Linked DNA regions of Homo sapiens: region 2 is linked to region 1. Evidence: chromatin loops called from intact Hi-C (ENCODE). Cell type or tissue: PC-9. All regions are shown on one strand. Links, peaks and the distances in the headings refer to the core of each region. The heading gives the core; the rest is flanking DNA.

The links. Hi-C counts contacts between places; a loop is a spot of excess contacts. Peaks named below come from ENCODE experiments on the same cell type or tissue, not always from the same donor. Only the 100,000 strongest peaks of a DNase experiment are listed, where the experiment ranks them.
Region 2: a loop joins it to region 1, with 7 times the contacts of the local background. A loop is called at or near these places in 1 of 110 quality-filtered maps.

What each region holds. Positions count from the first base shown.
Region 1 is chr7:145,642,219-145,647,600 of GRCh38, forward strand. No RefSeq gene overlaps it. Among named protein-coding and RNA genes, the nearest start is that of CNTNAP2, 470 kb to the right of the region's middle. In PC-9, for the core only: no CTCF peak of the experiment used is centred there; DNase peaks (open chromatin) are centred at 1,953, 2,383 and 2,763; H3K27ac peaks cover 3,965 bases.
Region 2 is chr7:145,696,487-145,701,868 of GRCh38, forward strand. No RefSeq gene overlaps it. Among named protein-coding and RNA genes, the nearest start is that of CNTNAP2, 420 kb to the right of the region's middle. RefSeq lists silencers at 3,456-3,656, 4,076-4,276. In PC-9, for the core only: no CTCF peak of the experiment used is centred there; a DNase peak (open chromatin) is centred at 2,625; H3K4me3 peaks cover 979 bases.

The DNA.
Region 1 (5,382 bases), core at 331-5,330:
TGGATGGGTCTAGTTTTCTTATCCAATGTTTCACTTTGTGCCTTTTAAGTAGGGTGTTAAGACCATTTACATTAAAGGTTAATATTGATATGTAAGATTTTGATTCTGTCATAAACTTGTTAGCTGTTTATTTTGTGTTTCCTATTGTGTAGTTGCTTTAAAGTGTTTGTGGGCTATGCGCTTAGCTGTGATTTTGTGGTAGTGGACATTGTTCTTTCATCTCCATGTTTAGAACTCCTTTAATGATCTCTTGTAAGACTGGTTTAGTGGTAATGAATTCCTTTAGTGATTGCCTGTCTGAAAAAGATTTTATTTCTCCTTCACTTATGAAGCTTAGTTTGGCAGGGTATGAAATTCATGGTTGAAGTTCTTTGAGGATGCAGAAAATAGGTCCCCCAAAAGGTCTTCTGGCTTGCAGGGTTTCTGCTGAGAAGTATGCTGTTAGCCTGATGGGGTTCCCTTTTTATGCAGTCTGATCTTTTTCTCTAGCTGCTTTTAAGATTTTTTAAAATTTCATTTTGACCTTAGACAGCTGAGTGACTACATGCTTTGGTGATGTTTGTTTTGTATAGTATCTAGTAAGCGTTATCTGAATTTCTTGTATCTGGGTGTCTACCTCTCCAGCAAAGTTAGGAAAATTTTTAAAAATTATTCTCTCAAGTACATTTTTTGGATTGCTTACTTTTTATCTTGCTCTCTCCCTGTAGTGCCAATAATTCTTAGGTTTGGTTGCTTTACATAATCCCATATTTCCTGGATACCTTGTTCAAGTTTTAAAATTCTTAGTTCTTTATTTTTTTCTGACTGGTTTAGTTTGAAAGACAATTTTCAATTTCTAAAATTCTTTATTCTGCTTGATTTAGTCTATTGATAAAACTTTCAATTGCATTTTGAAGTTCCTTAAGCGAGTTATTCAGTTCTGGTAGCGCTGAATGCTTTCTTTATAAGATCTTTACCTCTTCCTTTACTTCCTGAATTGTTTTACAGGTTTCTTTGTGTTTATTTTCAAGCTTATCTTGGATATTGTTCAGTTTTCCTGGAATTCATGCTTTGAATTCTCCATCTGACATCTTATGCCTCCATTTAGACTAGGGACCATTGCTGCAGAGCTAGAGTGAGCCTTTGGTGGTCATAAGTTCAGATTTTTAATGGTGGTAGAATTCTTATGCTAATTCCTTCTCATCTGGAGAGGGTTCTGTTGGGTTGGGTCTTTTAACTTTGCTTTTGTAGTCCTATGCACTTCTATCAGCAGGTTTTGTATTGGGCTGTGCAGTTTGACCTACAGGCCAGTAGATGATATTTGCAGATAAGAGCCAGCTGCCGTACGAGAAGTTGGGTATTGATCTGATCTTTGTTTTATATGAGGCACCTTCTGTTATTTCAGGTGAAGGGTTGGACAGTGGGATGCCCTGTGTCCTGAGCTTCCTGTCCCATGGGGGTGGTGGTTAGGGAGCTGGAGCCCCTGGTTTGCCCATGAATATCCCAATGGAGAATGCAGGCACCAGCCCTAACAAGGGTGACTGGGGGTGAGCTCCTGGTGAAATGTGCTGAGGTCTCTGCAGGAGGAGTGAGGAGGCTGCACTGGCTTCCTATTCTAGATAGGCAGCAATACAATCTGTTTCCCTATCACACCTTTGTTTCAAGGCTCATAACTCCCAGTTCAGACACACATTATAGTCTATCTCTGGCCCATAAGGTGATTGAGAGCCACAGGAAATGCCTATTTTGCAGCTCTCTGTGGGAGTGATTTTAGAACATAATCTCATCACTCAACTCGATACAGATAGGTTTAAATCTCACCTGTTCTCCAATGTGGCAGTACTGTTGCTTTTTGTGAAGTGCAGGGAGGGGGATCCACCTTTGGACCCATGTGAATGGGTGTTGGTTGTGGTGGTGTCAGCTGCTTGGGTTGGTCTAACCTCAGGCCCTGAGAAATGTGGTCAGGTGCCAGCAGACTTAGGATGGGGTAGGTAGTTCTCCAGTTCCCAGGCTCCTACATGGCTTGCTGGACAGCATGTATGAGTCATAAAGGGGCTGGATTGGGGTCAGGCTAGCCCCAAGTTCAGGAGCTGGCTGTGTTGTGGGGGCAGGTGAGCTAGTCCCCGGGTCATCAACCAACGTCTCAGGCAGGGGCAAGTGGAATTCTGAGGTATTGGGAATTTAAGAAAATTCTACATGTTAAATGTTCAGCCAGGTGGTTGTTCTATGGGCCTTTCACTGGAGAGGGCAGAAATCCTCAGCTGCATAATGAAGACTAGCAGCTATGGGACATGTGACACACTTGCACTTCTCTCCCATCCAAATGATGACGAACTTCACTGTTGGGATCACTTGAAGGTGCCAAGCATTGTCTGTTATGTCTGGGAGTTTTGTCCCACGGGAATGCAGAGTCATCACCCACCGCAATGTTCACAAAGGGGTGGGACTGCTGAGCTGGAAACCTGAGCCTAGCCTTGCCTGACTCAGAAGTGGGACAGAAGTCTCACAGTTTGTCATCTGTAAGTTTCTCCAGGGGAATGCTGTGCTGTGCCCACCAGCAGAATTTAGGTGGGCGCAAAGTCACTGCAGTGGAAGTCTGAGCAAGGAAGAGCAGGGCATTGTGACCACTCCTCTGCACCATGACTACAGCCTCTACTGGGGCTGTGGAAGCTGGTGTCAGGCTGCTCGGGGATCCAAGTCCTGTGGGCTCCACATAAGCTTGAGTGGTGCCTATGCAAAAAATGCCAGAGGGGCCAGATGTGGTGACTCACGCCTGTAATCCCAGCACTTTGGGAGCTCGAGGAGGCGGATCACAAAGTCTGGAGTTTGAGACCAGTCTGGCCAACACAGTGAAACCCCATTTCTACTAAAGATACAAGAATTAGCCGGGTGTGGTGACACACACCTGTTGTCTCAGCTACTTGGGAGGCTGAGGTGGGAGAATCACTTGAACCCAGGAGGCGGAGGTTGCAGTGAGCGGAGACCACGCCGTTGCACTCCAGCCTGGGTGACCCAGTGAGATAACGTCTCAAAAAAAAAAAAAAAATGCCAGGAGGCCCTTTGTGTTGGTCTAGAGGCCTAGGGGATGGGGGTTGGGAGGTTTGCTCATACCCAGGATTGTGAAGGTGCATGTGGGAAGTGCAGATTTCTTGGGGACTCTCACTTACTCATCCTTTCCCCATGTTAGAGAGTTTCTCCTGGCCCCACGCTGGTTTCAGGTCAGTGACTGCCTAACTTCTCTCTGTTTTCTGTGGGTTCCCCCATTCCATGGTGGATTCTGACAAAGTCCCTTAGATGATTCTCTTGAAGCACTGCTCTTTACTCTCCACTTTGTTTCTTCTCCATGAGATTGGTGCACACTAGCGGCTTCTACGCAGTCATCTTGAACCTCCCAACTGATGCTGGATTCCTGATTCAAAATAAATTTTTATTTAAAGTATTCTTTTTATATATAATCCCTGCATTAAATGACATTGTTGAGAAACTTGATTTCATTTTCATTATCTTTCATTTCTTTGCTTGGGATTATTTTAGATATTCATTTTCTGTGGGAGCTTTTAATTATTCCATTTGTCTTTGATTTAAAATTTCAAAAAAAAATTTGGTTTGGGATTTTGTTTCTTTTTTCTTTCTTCATTCTAATCTGACCCTTTGAATTGAAGCACAGGCATATACCTTGAGTTTTTGGAACGTTCTGCTATTATTATATCTGATTATTTCCTGTCTTTTATATTATTTTAGTTATTCATGGAAAGTTACCCCTATGACTTTGGTTAAGCTTATATGATTATTTTATTTTCCTCTTGATCTCTATCACTTTTGATTTTGCTTGTATATTTGAGATAAATAGTTGACATCTAGGTGATATTCCATTTATTTGTATATTATCTTCAATTATATTGTTTAAACAATTATTTCTTGTGCTATACTTATTCCTTTTCAATATTTTATTTGTTGTTGTTTAAATAAGGCTTTTTTTACTTTTATAGAATATTGTACTTAATATTTTGTTTTTCTTGTTTCATTGTCTTGTTAAAACATAAACTTAGGCACATTAAAATCTTAAAGAGTTTCTTTGAGCATAACGTCAATTCACAAACTGGGCAGCACTAGAGCACAAGTGGGTCAGGGCTCCCCTGAAAGTGCACAAGGGGAAAAATTGTACAAAGTGTTCTCAAAAGCCAGACAGAGAAAATATTTGATTGGTTAAAGTGGAACAGTAGCCTTCTTCAGTTAGATGTTAATTGAAAGTTTCTGATTGGTTAAGCTACTCCAAGTTGGGTTTTTGTTTGTTTACCTAGGAGCACAGAACACTGGAGCTGTCTCGACCTTATGGGTTCCAATTAATTTTTTAAAAAGTTTTAAAGCTTATTTTCTGCACTGAATCATCTTCGTTTCCTTCAAATTATTGCTTACTTTCCTTTTTCTGTCCCCTAATATTTTAACCTCAATCATTTTCTTTTACATTCCAGGCTTTTGTTAAGTATACTGTGATTATTCATTTCAACTTCTTCATTTTATGTTACTTTAGTTTTAGAGCAAATAAATAATAGAGTTGGTCAGAATCTCTCTAAATGCAGGCTTGTTTTGAGACATGAAAAGCTTTGTCTTATCTGAGTGATGAGAGACCTATAATTTGGCAGAATGAGAAGGGCTTCACTCTGTGGTGCAATCGTCCATAGTTATTTGCCATAGTCTTTTTTGACAACTTACTTTTCTTTAAACAGAGAAAAAAGACTCAGGTTCTTTGCCTGGGATTAAACACTTTGCATAATTTGACTATGGATAGGGAATAATGTCATAAAGTCAACTTCCTATATATGGAATGTCAAGCTCACTCTTTTTCACAGCTATTTTTTACCTATTTTAAGCCCTATTGCTATAAAAGTTAGGAAAGTTCTCAGGGACATGAGTTCTACCTGACTGGTAAGGGGCTCACAAGATTTTAATCTGTAAGATACAGATGTGTGTGTGTATATATATACACATATATACATATATATGTGTATGTATATGTATATATGTGTATATGTGTATGTGTGTGTGTATGTGTGTGTATATATATATTTGTATATTCCAGCTGCCCCAGGTATTCTTTATTTTATTTACTTTCTCGAAGGTTGCTAAAGAACTTCCTGTTTTACTTTGCCATTTACATTTATGTTTGCTGAATATGGAGTGGAGATTTTTCTTGTCTATGATGAAGACTTTGGGTTTTCTTTTTGTATTTTCAACTGTTTTTATTTCTCTATTAATCCAGTTCCATCCAATTTACACACAATTGATATTATACTAAATAGCCACATTTTTTACTCTATGACACAGTTAAGAATGCATGTACCAACATCAGAATATTGTTAAAGTATTATATAAATTAATGATGGCATAAGTATGGCATAACTC
Region 2 (5,382 bases), core at 253-5,252, 54 kb after region 1:
TAATATTAAATACTAAAAAAGGATATTATAACAGAGGAAGTTGAAGAATTGTAAAAATCTCAGAAAATTATTTATAGACTGGGCAGGGTAGAAACTGATGCTAGAACTGTGTCCGGAATTGGTGGGTTCTTGGTCTCACTGACTTCAAGAATGAAGCTGTGGACCCTCGCGGTGAGTGTTACAGTTAAGGCGGCGTGTCCGGAGTTTGTGCCTTCTGATGTTCGGATGTGTTTGGAGTTTCTTCCTTCTGGTGGGTTCGTGGTCTCGCTGGCTCAGGAGTGAAGCTGCAGACCTTCGCAGTGGGTGTTATAGCTCTTAAGGAAGCACATCTGGAGTTGTTCGTTCCTCCTGGTGGTTCCTGGTCTGGCTGGCCTCAGGAGAGAAGCTGCAGACCTTAGTGGTGAGTGTTACAGCTCATAATGGCAGTGTGGACCCAGAGAGTGAGCAGCACCAAGACTTACTGCAAAGAGCAAAAGAACAAAACTTCCACAGCGTGGAAGGGGACCCGAGCGGGTTGCCATTGCTGGCTCCTGGAGCCTGCTTTTAGTCTCTTATCTGGCCCCACCCACATCCTGCTGATTGGTCCATTTTACAGAGAGCTGATTGGTCCGTTTTGACAGGGTGCAGATAGGTGTATTTACAATCCCTTAGCTAGAGGTAAAGGTTCTCCAAGTCCCCACCAGAGTAGCTAGATACAGAGTATCCATTGGTGCATTCACAAACCCTGAGCTAGACACAGGGTGCTGATTGGTGTGTTTACAAACCTTGAGCTAGATACAGAGTGCCCATTGGTGTATTTACAATCCCTTAGACATAAAGGTTCTCCAAGTCCCCACCAGACTCAGGAGCCCAGCTAGCTTCACCCAGTGGATCCCGCACCGGGGCCGCAGGTGGAGCTGCCTGCCAGTCCCGCGCCCTGTGCCGGCACTCCTCAGCCGTTGGGTGGTCGATGGGACTGGGCGCCTTGGAGCAGGGGGCGGCGCTCGTCAGGGAGGCTCCAGCGGCACAGGAGCCCACGGTGTTAGGGGAGGCTCAGGCATGGCGGGCTGCAGGTCTGGAGCCCTGCACCGCCGGGAGGCAGCTAAGGCCCGGCAAGAAGTCGAGCACAGCAGCTGCGGGCCCAGGTGCTAAGCCCCTCACTGCCGCGGGCGGGCGGGGCCGGCCGGCCGCTCCAAGTGCGGGGCCCGCGGAGCCCACGCCCACCCGGAACTCGCGCTGGCCGGCAAGCACCGCGCGCAGCCCCGGTTCCCGCCCGTGCCTCTCCCTCCACACCACCCCGCAAGCTGAGGGAGCCGGCTCCGGCCTTGGCCAGCCCAGAAAGGGGCTCCCACAGTGCAGCGGCGGGCTGAAGGGCTCCTCAAGCGCGGCCAGAGTGGGCGCCAAGGCCGAGGAGGCGCCCAGAGCGAGCGAGGGCTGTGAGGGCTGCCAGCATGCTGTCACCTCTCAGAAAAACGGTTATATACTGAAACTGTAGGAACAGCAAAGAGATTAAAGATCAAGTAAAGAGCAACAAAGGTAAGTAGGAAAACTCTGTTTCATTTCAGGAGAGAACATATGCTCTGATTGGTTTATTCATTATTTATTTCATTTGTCAATGCACATTGCTGTGCTACTTAGCGGCATACAATAGTTAACTGCATTTAAACAAGATAAATAAGCGAATTCTAAAATAAATGAAAATGCAATAAATGCTGTCATTGAATAAGTGTAGAGATTCTGCCAGCACATAGCAACAGGATATCAAGTTGGGTCTAAGAAAAAAACCCACAGGTATTGATATTTAAAACGATGTTTGAAATATAAAACCTAGGAAAGGGAGGGGAGTGAAAACAAGTGCATTGAAGTTAGTATAATCATGGAGGCAAGCAGGCAAGTTGGAGTTCAGCATACTGAACACCCTATGCAGCAGAAGTCAAGCGCAGCTGATTCTGAAAATTACCTGGAACATATTTAGATACACAGACTCTAGGATTTCTTATTTTTAATGTTCAGAATTGGTGTCTTGGAGAATATACATTTTAATAACCCCCAACCCACCTTTTCTGATGTAGTTAGTCACCTCCTCAGTGCATAGAACCACACTCTGGAAGTTCCATCATGCAGAAATTAACAATTTAGGGCCAAGCATAAACGGATCAAGGACGGAGTAGCTGTAAAGCTAAGTCAGTCTGGAACTTTGAGCAGCCAAAGCATAGGAAGGTGAACAGAGCAGGTGTAAGGAGGTCCCTGGGAGCCTCTCCAGTACTGACTGTCAGGCTCAGGCTGCTTTGTATAAGGTGTCAGTTCTATAACCTGGGTATCAATTAAAATAAGAGCAGATTTTGCAGAAAAGACAATCAATGCCTTTAAGGTGTGTTTTACCTGAATGTAACTGGAGGCTATTTCAAATTAGCAGAGGCATAAAAACGGAAAAAATTACAATGGATAAGGACACAGTAGGCTTTTTGAGTATCCAGTTCAAATGAATGCAGCTGCAACTGTTTGTGGAGATGCTGACAGGGTGACATGAGTCACTAACTTGCGTGTTTGGGCTAAGTAATAGGGAATGGAAGAATTGACCTAATTAAAGTTGTATTGCCATTGGAATGTTGGTGTGAGATTAGTTTCGGTCATTTCACTTGTGATGGAATTAACCAGCTGATGTGACTCAGAAGATAGATTGCATCTCAATGTCTTATAGTTTACACACTAAAGAATTCTTCCTCAGCGCAAGTTCAAGGTGAAATGCCTTCTTAGTCTATAGCTGCAAGCATGACTTGTTTAACTTAGAAGAAACGTATGGAATTGATACCTTTTTTATTACCATGTGTAATATGCAATGTGGTTTGACTGGGGCCATTTAAATCATCTGTTCCCTTCACATAACGACCTTTGATTGGGGGCAATCAACTTATTGTGGTGCAAAAGTCATCGCGGTTTTTGCCATTACTTTTAATGACAAAAACCGCGATGACTTTTGCACCAACCTAATACCTAAGCAGAATAACTATTATGAAACCATGTTTGTACTTGTATTGTCAAATTCTGTTGCTTCAGTGGGTTTTCTTCAAGTAATTTTTCTTTAAAAATAAAGCTATTTGACAGTTTTTCTCAAGGACCATGTCTATATAGGCAATGGAAACTGGAGAACTGGACTACTATCCACTGAATATAATAAATCATAAGTCAAGGCCAGCTCTATGCAAATTGAACAATTTGTCCATGTTTCTCCATGAAGCCCCTGATCTCCTCTTAAACAAAGAGCCCACTATTTTAGTGGAAGGTCTCTTCTATCTTTAATCAAAACTGATTTCACTGAGCCCCAAACTATCCAAGGATATTATATTTAAAAAAGAAATAAAGTGTTAAAAATTACAAGATAATTATTTGCATTTTAACTAAAATAAAGTGTGAGAATGTAGGTACATTTTAACCTGCTAGAAAGTGGTTTGAGTGGTCAGATTTTGCCTGAATAATTTGCCTAACATACCCTCATTTCCCTAATTTGCAGTATTTTAACCTGAATCACTTAATTTCTTATATTAGAAACAAATGGTATTCAATAAATGCTTCTTCCTGGAGCAGAATAAGCAGATGACTGCCTTAGAGTCAGTCCAGGGCTGGTTTCTCCAGCAACCCAGGCACACTTCATGCTCAGTGCTTTTTGCGCTTGCTGTCCCTTCAAAGTTTAGATATCCTTATACATTTCTCCATTGAGTGTTTATGCAAATGCTTTCTTCTCAAATTTTTCAGGATGATCTTCTATGAAAGCTTAACCCATTGACTACTCCCTGAAATTCTTAATCCCACCATTCTATTTTTTACTTAATACTGATCACTAATATAGTGTGTATTTTATACATCGCTTGTTGTCTGTTTCTCTCATTACAATGTGAGTAAGCCTACTGAGAACAAGACTCATTGATTTGCTTATTTCTGTAATCCTAGACCCCAGAGGAGGGCTTGAGATATAGCTGACACTATTTTGAAATGATTATATAGTCACAGAAAGTTACACAGAAGTACATAGAGTTCTTGAGTATGGGATCTCATTAATGGGTTCATCTTGCATAAATAAAATACAATACGAATACCAGAAAACTGAGACTGGGTATAATGTGTGTATATAGTTCAATGTCAGTTGATCACATATGTAGACTTGCATAATCACCACCAAAATCAAGATACAGAACTATTACTATTTCATCACAACCATGTCTCCCTCCTGCTACCTGTTTATAGTCACTCTTACTCACTTACCCTTACCATTCCTAACAGTCGACAACCACTAATATGTTTTCTTTCATCATTTTGTCATTTCAAGAATGTTATAGATATGGAAATGCCTGTTCTTTTATACTGCTGAGTAAAATTCCGTGGTATTTATAGAGGATAGTTTGTTTTTAAACTATCACCAATTAAAAGACATGTTGGTTGTGTCCAGATTTTTGCTACTACAAATAAAGCTTGTATGAGCGTTCATGTACAGGTTGTGCGGACCTATGTTTGCTTTTATCTGGGATAAATGTTTACAACTATAATCATTGGGCATTGGTAAGTATATGTTCAGTGGTTTTAAGAAGCCTGCCCAACAATTTTCCAGAGTGGCTGTATCATTTTGCATTCCCACAAATAATGTATTAGAGATCAAGTTCCTTTACATCTTCCACATCACTTGGTATTGTATCTATATTTTATTTTAGTTGTCAGAATAGGCATGTAGCAATATCTCATTATGGTTTTAATTTGAATTTCATTAATGGCTATTGATAATAAAGGATTTTTCATGTGCTTATTTGTCATTTATATATCATTATTGGTAAAATGTCCCTTCCTGACTTTTATAATTGGATTTTTTTTTTACTCTTGAGTTTTGAAAGTTTTTTATATATCCTAGATATGAGTATTTCGTTAGTTTGCAATTTTTTCTCTGTTTTCAGCTTTTTAAAAATTCTTTTAACAATCTTTAATGAAAAAGGATAATTTTGATAAAGTTTAACACGCAGATATTTTTATTTTATGAATTGTGATTTGAGAGTTACGACTAAAAATTCTTCACTAAGCTCTGTGTTCTAAACTTTTTATCCTATATTTTGTTCTAAAAGTTTTATGTTAAGTTTATAATCTACTTTGGACTATTATATAAGTTGAGATTTAAGTAAAAGCTCACTTGTCCCGTTATGGACATACAATTACTTCAGTACCATTTGTTGCAAAGATTATCTTTTCTTCTATAATTTGCTTTTGAACTCTTGTCAAAAATCACTTCACTTTACTTATATAGATTTATATCTAAATTCTCTACTTTGTTTCTGTGGTTTGAGTATGTATTCCACCATGACTACCTGACAGTTTTGATTACTGTGGCTATTTAATAAATAGTGAAATTGGGTAGACTGATTT